Linked DNA regions of Homo sapiens: all the other regions are linked to region 2. The links are chromatin loops, found by intact Hi-C in ENCODE. Cell type or tissue: heart right ventricle. All regions are shown on one strand. Each heading gives the region's core, and the rest is flanking DNA. Links, peaks and the distances in the headings are about the cores only.

The links. A loop is a pair of places that touch in the nucleus more often than their neighbours do. Peaks named below come from ENCODE experiments on the same cell type or tissue, not always from the same donor. Only the 100,000 strongest peaks of a DNase experiment are listed, where the experiment ranks them.
Region 1: a loop joins it to region 2, with 2.1 times the contacts of the local background. A loop is called at or near these places in 33 of 110 quality-filtered maps.
Region 3: it touches region 2 in a loop (2.2-fold over the local background); 9 of 110 quality-filtered maps call a loop at or near these places.

What each region holds. Positions count from the first base shown.
Region 1 is chr2:47,320,784-47,326,398 of GRCh38, forward strand. All of the region lies in intron 3 of EPCAM-DT (EPCAM divergent transcript), which reads right to left. Among named protein-coding and RNA genes, the nearest start is that of BCYRN1, 12 kb to the right of the region's middle. RefSeq lists a silencer at 2,387-2,681 and enhancers at 2,387-2,681, 2,663-2,822. In heart right ventricle, for the core only: CTCF peaks have their summits at 2,520 and 2,722; a DNase peak (open chromatin) is centred at 2,518.
Region 2 is chr2:47,270,336-47,275,950 of GRCh38, forward strand. All of the region lies in intron 3 of EPCAM-DT (EPCAM divergent transcript), which reads right to left. Among named protein-coding and RNA genes, the nearest start is that of BCYRN1, 62 kb to the right of the region's middle. RefSeq lists a silencer at 2,129-2,308 and enhancers at 3,868-4,368, 4,369-4,869. In heart right ventricle, for the core only: CTCF peaks have their summits at 2,226 (motif pointing left) and 2,434; a DNase peak (open chromatin) is centred at 2,036; H3K4me3 peaks cover 1,129 bases; H3K27ac peaks cover 3,950 bases.
Region 3 is chr2:47,085,761-47,091,375 of GRCh38, forward strand. STPG4 (sperm-tail PG-rich repeat containing 4) reads right to left here. Exons shown (of 7, transcript NM_001163561.2): 6 at 4,510-4,614; 7 at 1,231-1,370. The coding sequence ends at 1,248. Among named protein-coding and RNA genes, the nearest start is that of STPG4, 67 kb to the right of the region's middle. RefSeq lists an enhancer at 3,161-4,360. In heart right ventricle, for the core only: a CTCF peak has its summit at 2,793 (motif pointing right); a DNase peak (open chromatin) is centred at 2,994; H3K27ac peaks cover 2,762 bases.

The DNA.
Region 1 (5,615 bases), core at 737-4,736, 50 kb after region 2:
ATGGGATCCAGTGGGACCCTTCATAGAAGAGGCTGAGTTTCATAATCCTGGTCTATCTGATTTGGAGAGTTCCTGGAATCTGGGGAGACACCCCACAGGCTTTGTCTGAGGACTATTTGCAGTTCTTTGAACCTCAGAATAGGAAGACTGAAGTGAGAACTCAGAGCAGAGAGTAAGCCAAGGCTACTTTGAATGCTCAAAACCAGGGAATGGGTCCTACTGCTTTCCAAGTGTAAGCATGGCCAGCCCAACCAGCCCAGAGCCCTCAAAGTCAAGCCCCTCACTGGTCAGCCTCATGGCATTCTTGATCTAATGCCCTGTGGCTTTAAACTGCCAGCTTTTGCAAAAGGAAGAAGAAAGTCCTGTATTTCTTCTGGACTCCTACAGGCTCTTTGAAACAATGCTGTTTCTGTTTGAGATGATGATACCCTGAAAGCACCTGTGCACTCCTGCAACTTGTCATGTGCCCATTGAATAACAAATTGACCAACTGACATTCTTAGAGACGCCACTGAAGACCTAGTGCTGGGTTGGACCTATGGGGAGACCCAGAGGTTCATAACTCTGTCTCTGCCCTCAAGGAGTTTAGCATCCAGGGATTTAGGTGGTATTTGGGTCACTTTGGACCTCACCATGGGCACAGGAAAAAAATCCAGGAAATGTCTTCCTCAGTGTCAGCCTGAGCAAAATAATGCCCCAGCTGACATTTCTGTGTCTAGAAATGTTTACACAGGGATTGCACTGTGCAGAGCACTATACCACATGGATTTGCCTTTGTAGGTTGTACTATACTTGCACATTTCCAAGGGCTGAGGAAGGGAAGGTGAGAAACGTGGTGATGAGCCCCACTGTGGCCAGCACTGTGCCAAGCGATCTTTAAAGGTGGTGGTTTTAGCCTTACAACCACCTGGGTGGCCAGTATCTTCATTCTCACTCTGCAGTGGAGAGATTACAGCTTTAGATACTGAATGCTGTGGCTCAGGGGGCTGGGGCTGACAGTGCACCCTCGTAAGCCAGTGGGGAAGAAGTCTGGCGGCAAGGTAGCTGGCAGCTTAGGAAGCACCTGGGCTGCTTGCTAAGGAGTGGGACTTTCTTCCAGAAGCTACAGGGGGCCCAGTACAGTAGTGAGAGAGCCATCTGATCAAATCTGTTGGAAAGCTGCCTGGCAGCTGTGTGAGGGCTGGGTGGGGAAGGGGGAGGAAAGATTGCAGAATGAGATCAGAGAGAGGACTATGGAAGGACAAATCTGTTTTCCCTCCTCCCCCTATCCCATGCATACCGAATAACAGTCTCTAGAATCAAAACAAGCATTTTATTTTATTTTGTTTTTCAAGACAGTGTCTCAATCTGTCACCCAGGCTGGAGTGCAGTGGCATAATCTCGGCTCACTGCAACCTCTGCCTCCTGGGTTCAAGTGATTCTCCTGCCTCAACCTCCCGAGCAGCTGGGACTAGAGGTGAGTGTCACCACACCTGTCTAATTTTTGTATTTTTAGTATAGATTAGGTTTCACCATGTTGGCTGGCTGGTTTCGAGCTCCTGACCTCAAATGATCCTCTTGCCTCAGCCTCTCAAAGTGCTGGGATTATAGGCATGAGCCACTGCGCCTGGCCAAAGCAAGCATTTTAATAACCCATTTTAAAATTTTAGACCCAAGTCAGTGACCCCTGTATTAATTTCGGTAATCAAAAGTTGGCTAAATTGAGCCAGCTGAGTGAGACAAGGTTGTGCACTCAGCACTACCCTGGCAGGTGGCTGCTAGGAAGACATGCTAGAAAAGATTGGCCATCGTGACAAAGGGAGAGCAGGTGAAGGCACTGACGGGGTTTGGGATTTAGGCAGACCTGAGGTTGATTTCTGGCTTAGCCATTTACTAGTCATGAAACATTGAAAACATCATTTAATCTCTCCGATTTTCTTTACTTCATCTTTAAAATAAGGGTCAGCTGGGTGTGCTGGCTCACACCTGTAATCCCAGTACTTTGGGAGGCTGAGGCAGGAGAATCACTTGAGCCCTGGAGTTCGAGACCAGCCTAGGCAACACAGTGAGACCCCCCCCCCCCCGCCAATCTTTACAAAAAAAATACAAAAATTAGCCAAGTGTAGTGGTGTGCACCTGTAGTCCCAGTTATTTGGGAGGCTAAGGCGGGAGGATTACTTGAGCCCCGGAGGTCAAGGCTGCAGTGAGCCCTGATCACTATATTCCAGCCTGGACAACAGTGAGACCCTGTCTCAAAAACTACACTACACTACACTACACACTACACTACACTACACTACACACTACACTACACTACACTACACTACACTACACTACACTACACCACACTACACCACACTACACTACGGGTCATCAACTTTCTCTTGCATGATTGCACGAGTACTATATTCAAAGTGACTAGCACACCAGTGGTGCTTGGTAGGGACTAGCTAAAATATCCTCATTCCGACCTGGGAGCCACAGTGATGGCGCACATCTGCCTGGCCCCTTCCTGTGGAGCAACACTGCCCTTCAGTGGCTAAACAGTGAATGACAGGTGTGCCGGCTGCTCCCACCCAGCCCTGCATTCCACACGTCAGAAGAGTTGTTTAAGGGTCAGACCTGCCGCATGTACTTTTCACAAAGTTGGAGCCCTACCTTGGCCAGCAGGTGACAGGTCCCACTGTCCCCAGGACAGGGCGAACTCAAGGCCAGTGGATTCTGAATCTTGGGCTGGGAAGAAAACACAAGCTCAAGTAGTCTTGGAACAGCTCTCTAGAGATGGCCATGACCTCCAACCCACTCCACCCTAGCCACAAGAATAGTGTAAATGAAAAGCAAATGCCAGTGGCACATTCTGGCACCCCTTGGCAAAACAAGGAAGGAAGCCATTCCACAAACACTTAGCGGGCACCGTCCAGGCCTCTGGGTCCGTGCTAGGCTGCAGATACCATGGCCAACAAAAAGGAAGCTGACTATTTAGTTGGGAGAAGGACATTAATGAAACAATCACCCAGATACGTAATTGCAGACTATAACAAGGATCTGAAGGGAAGGCTCAGGGTGCTGACTCCATCCAGGACAAGATAAGGAGTGCTCCTTGGTGCTACTGTGGGCTTCATGAGCACCTCCTGGTGAAGCCACTGCCCCTGGGGCCTGTGCACACTGTGGACATTGAAATGCTCACTGCTTCTGGAAGTGGGCTGATGTGGCTCTGGGCTGTCTACGCCTCCAGCTGGTAGATAGGAGTCAGGGAAGTCACCAAAAGATGAATAGGCATTAGTAAGTACTGGTGGAAACCCAGGAGCGGGAATGCCATGCTCAAAGGCTCTGAGGTGGGCCCGGCACAGTGGCTCACACCTGTAATCCCAGCACTTTGGGAAGCCGAGGCAGGAGGATGGCTTGAGCCCAGGAGTTCGAGACCAGCCTGGGCAACATGGCAAAACCCTGTCTCTACAAAAAAAAAAAAAAAATAGCTGGGTATAGCAGTGTGCACCTGTAGTCTCAGCCACTCAGGAGGCTGAGATGGAGGATTGCCTGAGCCCAGGACGTAGAGGCTGCAGTGAACTGTGATTGTGCCACTACACTCCAGCCTAGACAACAGAGCAAGACCCTGCCAAAAAAAAAAAACAACAAACAAACAAAAAAACAAAAAGGCCCCGAGGTGGGGTCCCATGGGGATATCTTTAAGGAAATGTGTCTGGAGCTCAGAAACCCAGAACAAGAGTAGTGCAGGTGACACTAGGGCAGTAGGCAGGGCAAGGCCTTAGGCACTGGGGGGCAATATCAGGGGTGTGGTCTTGATCCTAAGACAGTGGGACACCACAGACAATGCTCCTGCCTCCCTGCCAGCTGTCCTCCTTCAGGGATAAGGCCCCTTTTGCTGCCTCCCTCCTCCCCTCACTGCCCAGGGTGCCTCCATCAAGTCTTCTCTGGATTTCATCCTTTTCTCCCAACTCCCAGTAACATCCTCTCAAATTAAGTCTGGGATTTTTTTTCTTCCTCCCTTCTTACCACAGTAAAATTCTGTTAGATAAAAACTAGCATTTAAAACCATACTCCAGGGCAGGTTCAGTGGCTCACACCTGTAATCCCAGCATTTTGGGAGGCTGAGGTGGGCGGATCACCTGAGGTCAGGAGTTCGAGACCAGCCTGGCCAGTATGGTGAAACCTCGTCTCTACTAAAAATAATGAAAAATAGCTGAGCATGGTGGCACATGCCTGTAATCCCAGCTGCTCAGGAGGCTGAGGCAGGAGAATCGCTTGAATCCGGGAGGTGGAGGTTGCAGTGAGCTGAGATCACACCACTGAACTTCAGCCTGGGGGACAGCGCAAGACTTCGTCTCAAAAACAAACCAAAAAAAGCATACTCCAGTCAGGCCCAGTGGCTCTCGCCTGTAATCCCAGCACTTTGGGAGGACGAAGTGAGAGGAGAGCTTGAGCCCAGGAGTTTGAGACCAGCCTGGACTACATGGCAAGACCCTGTCTCTAAAAAAAAATTTCTTAATTAAAAATAAATAAATAGAAACCACACTCACACTTCTAAGCTGCAAGGACTTGTTGCCAGCCCCGTATGCTCATCCCTGTGTGGGCTGAGCCCGGGAATGAAAGAGGAAATGTACTCCGACCTTGCCCCTGAGGGGCTTCCCATCTCGCCCTGAATCCAGGGGCTACCTTTCAGCCAGCTGCACTACTCCATTCAATGGAAATGGCACTTGGAAATGCTTCTTCTCTTTCTGAACATTTAGGTCCTCACACAGCAACCAAGCCAGTGGTCAGTGAGTGCATTTTGTGAACGCTTTGAGGTATAGAAGGAAAGAGCACTGGACCCCTGCAGTCTGAAAACATGGGTTTGTAACCTGGCCCTGCCATTTTTCAGGCTGTGTGTCCTTAAACAAGACTTCTCTGAGCCTCGATTTCTTCGTTAGTAGAGTGGGGTAAACAAGACTTTCCCTGTCTACCTTGCAGAGGGTTTATGGGGATCGTATGAAGTACCACAGTGGTTCCTGGATGGCAGTCCTTAAACAGGTGCTACACATGAGGACGTTTTCACCAGCCCACGGTGAGATGAGGAAAATCAGGACAACGAAAGGAGGTGTTTACAAAGGTAGATTTATTCAACCTAAAGGCCTGGACTGTACTCTGAGATTGTGTCTTTCTTGGGGTTTATTTGCATTGAAATTACATTTACTTTATGAAATGATAGTGATGTTAGCAGATTTTTAAAAATGTTTTTACTTAACAAAATTAAAGTACAACTACCCAGTTTGGGAGATCTTACCAGTCTGTAAAGCCCCAAACCCTTTTGAGTCAGTGAACCAGAAAGCCTTGGCAAACCACAAAGAGCTACGACCAGAGGCCACCTCTTGCTGTCTTCCTTTGCTGCCCCTCTGCTAGCTAAAGCCTGTGTGGTAGGGGTGGGTTCCAAGGGTCAAGGCCCAGACATGCTTTTCATCTTGACTTTAAAAGCACAGATTCTGGAACCAGACTGTTAGGGTTTAAATATCAGTTACACTCCTTTCTAGTTGCGTATGACCTTGGACAAGTTGCTTCTGCTCTCCATACTTTGATGCTCTCATTTATAACATGTGTGTATTAATAGTGAAGATTAAATGTAAGGCAAGGGCTGGGAACGG
Region 2 (5,615 bases), core at 705-4,704:
CTTGGACCCTACCTTCCAAATTATTACAATTTAGCTAGAGAGAAAAGGCAGGTACAAAAGTACCATAGGACAAAGCCCAGTAGGATAATTGGTACCAAAAAAAAAGGGGTCAAGGAGTGAATGCCACATTCAGAGCTGGGAAAACTCATTATGGGCTGAAAAAGTCAGGAAATGCTTCCTGAAGGGACTGAATGGGATTCTCTTCCTGAAGCCTGGCCTTGAAGGAAGAGAAAGATTTGGAGGCAAGTCAAGGGAGGTGTTCTTGATAGGGAAAAAGGGGATGGGCAGCTCGCCAGAGGAAGGCCGGTTGAAATTATGTTACTTTGAGTCGATTTAGTGGAGCAATGGAAGAGTCCAGCACGTATTGTAAGATAGTGTCAGGGAGGAAATATAATTTTCCCTGTACCCTTCTGAGTCCTTAGCTGGGACCCCTGTAACAGAAGACAGATTAACAAGGAGAAACAAACAGGGCTGGGTGCGGTGGCTCACGCCTGTAATCCCAGCACTTTGGGAGGCCAAGGTGGGTGGATCACCTGAGGTCAGGAGTTTGAGATCAGCCTGGCCAACATGGTGAAACCCCATCTCTACTAAAAATACAAAAATTAGCCAGGTGTGGTGGCGGGTGCCTGTAGTCCCAGCTATTCAGGAGGCTGAGGCACGAGAATTGCTTGAACCTGGGAGGCGGAGGTTGCAGTGAGCAGAGATCGTGCCACTGCACTCTAGCCTGGGCAACAAGAGTGCGACTCATTCTCAAAAAAAAAAGAAAAAGAAAAAAACACAGAAGTTTACTAATATGTAAACATGGGAGACACTCAGGGAAAATGAGAAAACCTTGAAGAGATGACTTAGAACTCTTATATAGCATCTTCAACAAAAAACAATGCAATTTTAGAGAAGTGACAAGACAAAAGCAATGGACCTTGAGTCCCTAGGGGTGGCAATTGTGGAAAGACAAATAACTGAACAAAATAATGGTAGATAAAGGCTAGTTAGCAAAGCTTTTTATGCAGATTCCTCTGGTGCTGTCTCCAGGCTGATAGAGGTCTAAGGCCGTCTTCTGTGATCAACCTTTGTCCTTCCTGATTGAGAGGGAAGGAGGGACACCCTTGTAAATTTATATCCGGCTTTTAGGCAAATAGGGGGAGGGCAGAGAGTTTTTCATGTTTCTGCTTCTTCTCAACTGCCTTCAGCTCAAAATAATCCTTGTGCCCAAGTGGCATATTTTAGGGCCGTGTATTCGGCTACCCTTCATAGGGTGGGGCAAGACCATGCAGAACATTGAAAGCTAGGATAAGAGATTTGGATCAAGTACTAGCAAGGGCATTGGAACAGTGGCAGAAGTGAAAGGGAACGTGTGAGGTGTGGGAAGATGGAGGGAGAGGGCTCCAGGTAAGTATCATAGCAACAGGAGCATGGCAAAGCCTGCTGGTCCCCTGGGACCCATCAGGGCTGGCCAGAGCTGGGTCTTAGGCAAACAGACAAACAGATCCCTAGATCACTTTCCATTTCTTTTTCTTTTCTTTCTTTTCTTTTTTTTTTTTTAAGCAACGGGGACTGGCTATGTTGCCCAGGCTGGTCTCCAACTCGCAGCCTCAAGCAATGCCACCATGGGCTACCGTGCCTGGACTACTCTCCATTTCTTTCTTTCATTCATACAAATAATGATTGGCTCTATCACCAGCCAGAGCCTGCAGAAGTAAACAGGGCAGATGCCTTCCCACATTCCCCAGGGGCCCTGGACTCTACTCTAGGCCCCCATCCCAGCGCCCAGGCCTAAGGCTTGAGGCTACCGAGGCCTAAGGCAATGGCTGGGGGTGAAATCAGCTATGGCTTCTCATTTGCAGCTTCCCTGTACAAAACCGCTAATCTTCACTCCCGGGTTCCGGGCCCACGTCCTCCAGACCATGCCCCTCACCCCCGGCCACCACCCTCCCCGACTGACCACACCTGGAAGGGAAGGAAGGGTGGGGGTGGCCTGCAGAGGGTGTGGCGAGATCTGGACGGCCTGGGGGCGGGGGACTAAGTTGACCGGAAATGGGGCTAGGCCGCGGCCAGGGACGGCAGCAGATGATGGTTGAGGAGTGGCCTAGGAAGGCCTCCCTGACGGCGCCCACACACGCCCCGCGGCACCGCGAACACGGCTGACAGGGCAGTTGGGCAGCGAGGTAGTCGGGAAAGAGCAGGGGGAGCCCAGCGGCTCCGTTGCGCCCTCTGTCGGCCGCCAGCCTCCATTGCACGCGGCGCCGCCCACCTGCGCACTGGGACCCCGGCCCTGGGCCGACCAGGAACCCCTTGCGCCCGCGCCAGCTCGAGCCCTGTTGCACCTGTCGTGGTCACCGCAAGCCTCTCTGGGAGAAGGCAGGTGGGAATGGGAGCCTTTTTTGTAATGGGAATAGAAGCATTCTCGGAAGTCTCCTCCCCAAGGGCACTTAGGAGCCAGCATTACCCAGTGCCTGCAATTCCACCGTTAGACATTCCCTTCTTTGGAGGGGTGGAGAGGCGATGTCTTCAACTCTTATTGGTTATTACGGTAAGGATTTACCAAATGTGCCTAGGAGAGAGCCTGGAGGGGGTGAGTAGTCTAAATCATTCATTCTGTCCCTGAGCCAGGCTTTCATTAGCACTCATTTGCCAAGGCCGTTCTGAAGGTGACCCAGCACCAACAGCCATGCTGTCCAACTGCCAGGGTCGCGAAAGGCTGGTTTCTCTTGCGGTGATTTGCCTTTTATTAATCACCGGATAGCTGAGCCTTCCTCTTCCAGGAAGTCTGCCTTGACTTTTGGGGGTAAACTCCTGTTACAAGCCAGGGTTCTCTGTTTATTTCCCACGAGATTTGCCTGGTATCACCAGAGTCCAGGCTCGTTCAGTGCCCGGGTCAGAAAGCCCCCATCAGCTGGGACACTTCTCTAAGGGAAAAGGAGAAGGGGAACATAGAGTTAAGGGAGCAGACTCGCCCATTTCCTGCCGTCAAGGTCAAGGACACACTCCCCAAGGGCTGGTTGCCTTGGCCTCACATTACTGATGACCTTGATGACCTTGTGAACACCCACCATCTGTTTCCAGAGAGTATCCAGGAGGTCCCATAAGATTGTGAATGCTCTAAAACTTAAGTTAGATGGTCTTCTCTGCTCAGATCCCTGCAATGGTTCCCCACGCCACTTGGAGTAAAAGCTGAGCCTTAGCCTGCATGGCCCTAAGCACTTGGAGCTAAGCTCCTATCGCTGTTCTTGCCACTCACTTCCCTATGGCCATATCGGCCCCATGCTGTTCTTTAAGCACACCAGACACACTCCCACCTCGGGGCTTTTACACTCACTGTTCCCTCTGCCTAGAAGGTCACTTCCCGACACCCCCATGACCCGCCTGCTCCCTCACCTTCCTCGGGCCTTTATTTAAATGCCACCATGGCCGAGCAGCCTGACTCACGCCTGTAATCCCAACACTTCAGGAGGCCAAGGCGGGAGGAGTGCTAGAGCCCGGGAGTTCAAGACCAGCTTGGGCAACATAGGGAGACCCCCATCTTGAAAAAAGAAAAAAGTAAATGCCACCTTATCAGAGAGGCTTTCTCTGACCATCCTGTCTAAAACAATACTCGCCATCATTCTTTGGGTGCTTAGCTCCCTTGATTTTCCACAAGCACCTGTCACTCTCTAACGTATTGGTTATTTTCGTTTATTTGTATGTCGTCTGCCTCCCCAGCGGGAATGTAAGCTCCACAAGAATGGAGAGCTTTATCAGTTTTGTTTACGGCCCAGCACCTAGAATACAGCCTGGCACATAGTCAGTGCTCAATAAATTTGTGAAATGACTGAATGATTGTGCCAGGCACTAAGCCAAGTACCAGGACAGGCCATGAATAATAAGCCTGGGCTCTTGCCCTTGAAGAACAGACTGGCGGACAGGCAAGTAATTACAAACCAGAGCGATGAGTGCTATGTCTAAATACAGATGTATATAAAGTACACATGAAGGCTCAAGGGAGAAAATAATTCACTCTGCCTGGAAGTAAGAGGAAAGAATGAGTATGATGTCATCGGGTAGGGAAGAAAGGGAAAAGGCATTCCAAGCAGAGAGAACAGTCAGAGCAAAGGCTCATAGAGATGTGAACGTATTTGACATGTTCAGAGGGTGGTAAGTCGACTTGCCTGGCTGGAGCACTGGATGTGGGGCAGGTATGGCAGGAGATAATTTGGAAAGAGAAGCTGCAGTCACATGATGAAGGGGCATGTTAGAACTATGACAACTGGCTCTCTAAATTTCAGATCTATGCCAGGCCAGCGGGGACATTGCAGGGCAAAGAACCTACTTCTAACCCCGGCAAAGGCACCGCAGGAGCAACCCTGTCCTCCTGCCTAGGGAAGGCCTGGGAATGTTGCGTGGCCTCCCCAAGTGGGCAGGCTGGGGTCAGAGCACCTGTGGCAGCAGCCTGGTGGTTCTGCTTGCCTTCCTGTTGCTGATTTAAACAGGGCCCTCAATAAGGACCCTACCCAGCTCCATAGGGCCTGAAAGAGTCCCCAGTCACATGTCCACAGCCTTGATCACAAAGAATCTGTTTCAAAATGTCCTTATTTTGCAATCTGACTCAAAAGGATGGGGAGTGGAAAAATTACAGACAGCAGCCACCAAGGGACCTTGGCTTAATATAACTGGTGACCTGGGAAACGACAGAGGCAGAAAATAATTTCCCTTTCGGACTGAGGGATGGAGAGGGCCTCTCATAGCTGACTCAAAATAAAGACTTTCCTTCAAGCAGAGAGAGAGTATTTGTATTTGTATATAGGATTCTTTCTTTTTCTTTTTCTTTTTCTTTTTTTTTTTTTAACAGAGTCTTGCTCTGTCACCCAGGCTGGAGTGCAGTGGTGTGATCTTGGCTCGCTGCAGCCTCTGCCTCTCCAGTTCAAGCAATTATCATGCCTCAGCCTTCAGAGTAGCTGGGACTACAGGCTCAGGACAACATGCCTGGCTAATTGTATTTTTACTTGGAGACAGGGTTTCACCATGTTGGCCAGGCTGGTCTCGAACTCCTGGCCTCAAGTGATCCACCCACCTCAGCCTCCCAAAGTGCTGGGATTACAGGCTTGCACCACTGTGTCCGCCCTATATATAAGATTCTTTTCTCTGCCTCCCACTTTTGTTATTTTGCTCTTTCCCTCCCCTCCACTCTTCCCGCAGCCTATCTCTGCCTCTCAATCCTTCTTTTCGGTTTTCTTTTATTTTCTCCTTTCCCACTTCTCCTTCCACCTGCCAAGTTCCACTCGTCTCCTCCTTCCCTTTCCCTCTCTGTTCCTTCAACTTAAGCACAAGACCCATATTTAAAACTGTTAAAGGATATTTTTTAAAAGGTAAAATTATAATTCTTATGCAAATATAAAATAAGGCCGGGCACAGTGGCTCACACCTGAATCCCAGCACTTTGGGAGGCAGGGGCAGGAGGATTGCTTGAGCCCAGGAGTTCAAGACCAGCCTAGGAAACCTGACAAAACCCTGTCTCCACAAAAAATACAAAAATTATCCAGGCATGGTGGCGTGTACCTGTAGTCCCAGCTACTTGGGAGGCTGAGGTGGGAGGATTGATTGAGCCTGTGAAGTCGAGGCTGCAGTGAGCTGTGATCATG
Region 3 (5,615 bases), core at 765-4,764, 180 kb before region 2:
CAAAATGTAAGCATTTTATTAGCTCTTCATTTTATTAGCTTTTTAAAAAGACCCTTTGCAATGATTTATTAACCACTCTGGAATCTCCCTAGCCTTTGCTGAGACACCACTGTCATGCATAGGATCTGCCTAGCTAGAGCCCCTTGGGCAGAAAGCATGTGGTCCCAGCCTTCTGAGGACCCTCATCCCCTCCCACACCCTCACTTGCACCCTCCACTGTCATTGGTCCAGACTGCCTCTGTTCCCCTCCAGCAAATGTTTATTCCTGCCCTGGGCCTTTGCCCAGATAGGCTTCCCCACCCCTGACTCTTTCCTCTGCTGATCACAGCCTCCTGATACCTGGGGTGCCGGCCAATCTACCCTCCTCCGTGCGGGCCACCCCTTACCTCCCAGGCTCAGGCCACACTGCCTTCTCCTTCCTCTGAATGCCTGCGGCCTTCCTTGTCACAATGGCTCCTCTGTGCACCTGGTGCAATGATTTGGCAGCTTCCTGAAACTACAGCTCGTCTTCCTGTTGGAACTGCCATCCACGTGAGGGCAGCCCCTTAGCTTCAAACACAGGGCAACTGGCAGGAGATCCTTGGCACAGCTTGTATGGCCTTCCCCCAGCCGGCACTATCCCACACTCCATTTCCGGCACAACCCTCCCCAAACTCAGTCACGTGCCTCATTCATCTTTGTTTCAAGACTCCACTCTCCAACCCCAGCTCAGCACCTTGCACATAGCAGATACTCAAAATGTTGTTGACTTGAAAACACAAATATTCATCAGGTTGAATCAATATTGTTCTTTTCAGGGGATTCAAAGAGAGAAAGAACCAGTTTTGGGGATGCTGTGACGCTCAGCTTGGCCTCTGATTAATGCTGACCGCCCACGGAAGTCTTCAAGAGGGCCATGAGGCCTTATAACCCTGATGCAGTTGAGTTCCAGCTAGAGAGAACAAGGCCACACAGAGCAGAGACCAGACATCTCAGGGCCTGTCTGAGAGCAGCCCGGGGCACAGTCTGTCCGAATCTGCTCTTTGGTAATAAGCATAGTGAACACATAATTTATTGCTCAGACCAGGACACTTTTGAGAGAGAACTGGTAATTATGCTGGGACTATCCCAGATAAGCAAGCAGGACAGTCACCTCAAGCAATCAATCATGTTTTGTGGCCAGACCCCTCCAAGGAATAGACAAAATACAGTTTTCTAAACATGAGAACGTACTAAACCTCAAAGTAGAGCTTGGTGCCAAGATCACTTTATTTTAAAAGCCAATTGTTGTTGTTGAAGAAAAGGCTATGCTCTTGGCCCATTTTGGCTATGGTCGGAGACTGCTTAGGGAATTGTCTTAAAGTTGTATATGCTCCTGGGCCTGGGGTTTTCTGAAAACAGAGCAGAAAACAGGGACTGATGAGACAGTGAAACCAAAACCCTGAGGCTCCTGTGCCTAGCCACTGGCTTGGATGTGGTGGACAAATTCCCCAAGGATGAAGACCAGGGCCACACCAGCCTGGGCTGAAGCCTGGCAGACCCTCGAATTGGAGCATGTCCTTGGAGCAGAGGCTGCTCCTGTTAGGGGCTCATCATGAGGCTGGAGGGGGGCTAACAGGCCAGGCCAAGCCAGGGGCCACCTAGAACCTGCTGGGAGAGGCGGGGTCACATGCCACCTGCATCTCAAGGCACACCTTCTCCCAAAGGGCACTTGGCCCAGGCAACTCCTATCCCGAGGAATGCCATCATCTTTCCCCCGGTGACCTCAGCCTAGCAAGAAGTGAGTGAAGAGAATTAATTCTGAACCTGATTGGTCTAACTCAAAAGCCCAAATCGCCTCTCAAACTCGGGTTGGGTTTTAGTTATTGACCCAGAGTTATTAAAGTAAGGTGTTTCTCAACCAGGGTCCATGGACCCCAGGGTCAGAAGTGTTCTCAAGGGATCCACGAGTTCTAATTTTTAAAAGTCATGTTTTTGTTTTTATAAAATGCTTGAACAAATATTATTATTTATTTATATATTTTTTTGAGACAGAGTCTCGCCCTGTTGCTAGGCTGGAGTGTAGTGCGCGCTATCTCGGCTCACTGCAATCTCTGCCTCCCGGGTTCAAGCGATTCTCCTGCCTCAGCCTCCCAAGTAGCTGGGATTACAGGTGCCCGCCACCACCACACCCAGCTAAATTTTTTTGTATTTTTAGTAGAGATGGGGTTTCACCATGTTGCCCAGGTTGGTCTTGATCTCCTGATCTCGTGATCCGCCCACCTCCGCCTCCTGAAGTGTTGGGATTACAGGTGTGAGCCACAGCACCCAGCCGGGGTTTTTTGTTTTTGTTTGTTTGTTTGTTTTTGGTTTTTTTTTGAGATACGGTCTCACTCTGTCATCCAGCATGGAGTGCAGTGGCAGGACCTCAGCTCACTGCAACCTCCACCTCCTGGGCTTAAGCGATTCTCATGCCTCAGCCACCTGAGTAGCTGGGATTACAGGGGTGCACCACCACACCTGGCCCTATTTTACCAATTATTTAAACAAAGCTTCTCTTCTGCAGTGATAAAATACAAATAAATGCCATTTTCATAGACTAAGACTTCAATTTCTTAGGTCGGTGTCTTCCCATGCTGGTGGCACATGCACATATTCTTGAAGTCCGAAGGCATTTGAGACACCAGTGTAATGGTTAAGATCAAGGGTTTTAGAGTCCAACAAGCCTGAGTTCCAGTCCTAGTCCCACAACCAACAGCTCAGTGGGAGCCTGGGCATGGGCTTCCCATACCTTACCCATCAAACGGGGCAGAGTACCTGCCTCTAGGGGGCTATGAGGCTCACTGGTGTCTCTCTAAGACAAAGAGGCTTGGACAGGCCAGCAGTTAGCTACCACCACTATTATTTTTTACTATTATCACCTACTTGTCATTTCCACCCTGCCCTGCAGTTTCTTATCTCTTCAGGAAACAGCAAGAGTGGAGCAGAGCAGTCAGTCCAGAGCACATGAGATCAGCTGCCTGCAGAAACCGCTTTAAATGACAGGATGTTTCCCTTGCCAAAAGCAGAGGAGCAGCCTGGAAATCTAATCAAGTCCTAGCCAAACGTCAAAGGAAGCTGAAGCCTTTATTATTGCTATTAATGAGGGTTCAAAGTGCATGTGGAGTCCTGGGAGGCCAGGGCAGAGAAAAGAAGGTTCAGGGGGCCTGCATCTCACAAGGCCACCCCTCGGGAGGCTGCTGGTTGGGGTTCAGCCACCTTGAGAACATCAAGCTCAGTTCCCCTCCCCTGATTTCACTGCCACCAACAACCTTCTGGTTGTCTTCAGCTTCCATGAAAATTTTCTATAAGGGAGAGACTCCACCAATCAGTGCTCCAGTCACCACGCCCGTATGGTGAATGCTTAGAAGTTAACACTACATCTTCTGTTGCCTGGGAGTTTGGTTAGCATGACTCAGCGTTCCTGAGAATGCCTGACCCCGTGGGCTCCGACAAACATGTTTCTGGATCATGGTGATGCCACTAAGGTGTGTGGATCCCCCAGCCTCCTGCTGTCAGTCTGTCTGCAATTTCACTGGCAGGGCCTCCCCATTATCACTCTAGATAAAGGCTGTGCTACCTTACTCTGCTGCCCAGCAGCTCTGGGGCAGAGATTCTGCAGGCCATGGCCTGGGATATAGGCTAAGGAGGGCTACGGGAGGTGATTTGCAGCCCAGGCAGTGGCAGTACTAGTCCTCTCCTACCCACCGCTCCAACTTCTCCTTCTAGCCCCTTGACTCCCCTGGGTGGGCCCATTTTCTTACAGGCAGAATTTGTATTTCTGTTTCCCCAGCCATCTCAAATGAGTCTACATACCAGCAAGTCTTGGGGACTTTCAGACCGTATTGCAGACTGAAAGCAACAAAGCTATGGGAATTAAAACTGTCTTTTGACATTAAAAAAAAAAAATCCACTGTTGGTAAACTTCACATTATGCTTTTATAATCTTTCCTGGTCTTCTCTAGGTTTGGAGGAGTCCTGTATGCTCCCAGGATCCACTTTCTTTGTATCTCTCCATGGACTTGAGCCTCTTCCCTGTCTGTCCTGAGTTTTTGGGGGTGGGGTGATCGCTAATGCCTTAATGGTCCCATTTGGGTCAATAAAAATGTTTCTGCTTCAAATTTTGCTTCCTTGGGCTCCCAGAAGCCACACACACAGAGAACAGCCATTCTGGCTGGCAGGAGGCAGCCACTGCAGGTACCCCCAACAAAGCATCTAGTTGGTAACATTGATGGCTGATTAATGTGCTGCTTCCAACTGGCCCCATAATTCAGCCACAGATTTTGGGCCTGGAGTCACTCTGAACCTGAAGTTGGTTGAGAACATCCAGGTATTTGAGGATTTCACTCCTGATTGCCTTGACAGGCAACTGTATCTACCAGAACTGTACACACATGATCATTCCCCCATCTCACCACCACCCCGCACCTCCTACACACATAGAAACAGAAAACCTACCACCATAACCATACCCCTAGGGGTGGGGGGCGATCTGTCTTTCCGAATACTTACTGAACAGCTGGGCAAGAATCGAGGGACTCTGGATTGAAAACAAGAAGTGACAGAGCTTGTTGGAGGCATTTTCACATTATAATGACCTGGACCAGGGCCTTCATGCTATTGAACATTTAAAAAATTGCTTCATTATTATTGTACATTTGATATATTTTAAGGCTTTATTTGCCTTCTACAAATAAACATATGAATCACTGTGATATAGTAGAAAAATCCCATATTTGGTCTCGAGAGATCTCTTTAAGGTGTGAGCTGGGACAAGTCATTGTGAAACGGGAGTAACTCCTGCCTCACCTTCCTTGTGCACGATGGTGAGGAGTGAAGGAACGTTAGGTGAGCAGTACCTGCCTCCCTTCTCCCTGCCAGGGTCCCTGATGCCCCCAGGCTCCCAGCCCACACTCAGGTCCCCCGTTCCCTCACAGCAGCATGCATGCCTCATGCCGTACTTCTCCCTCTGACTGTTAAAGGTGACTTGCTGCTCCAAGCTGTTAGCTTTATAAAAATGCTTATTCTTTCATATAAATGTCATATATGTTATCTCAGTCCAAAAAAGTATTCATAGCAATTCACTGATATAAGCACAATGCTATGAGATAAACATAAATAGGTGAACACAATTTTAAAAAGACAATCACTCCAGTAGGAAAATTAGCAACAGGCCATTCATGAAGAGGATATACAAACGTTCAATGAGCAAACTTTGAGGAAGGAGGGCTTTAACCTCATTTATAACCAAATACATTCTAATTTAAAAAACAAACTTCCTTTTTTTCCCACGGGGTGAGGGGAAGGGGGTTCTAAAAATTAAAACAGGTTAAGAAAGAACAGAGAGAGGAAGGAAGAAAGGGAGGGAGAAAAGGAAGGAAAGAAGGAAGGGAAGGGAGGGAGGGAGGGAGGGAGGGGAAGGAAGGAGAGAGGGAAAGAAGGAAGCCAAAGCTTTAACAACAAGCACAAGCACTCCTTATGATGCTGGCAGAAGCATAAATTCGCTCAGCCTTTCCAGAGTGCAATCTGGCAAGATATGAAACAGCTTAAAACATATATGCCTATCCAGAGAGGGAGAAAGAAGAAAGGAGAGTGGTTATTGGTTGTTGCAGGAAACC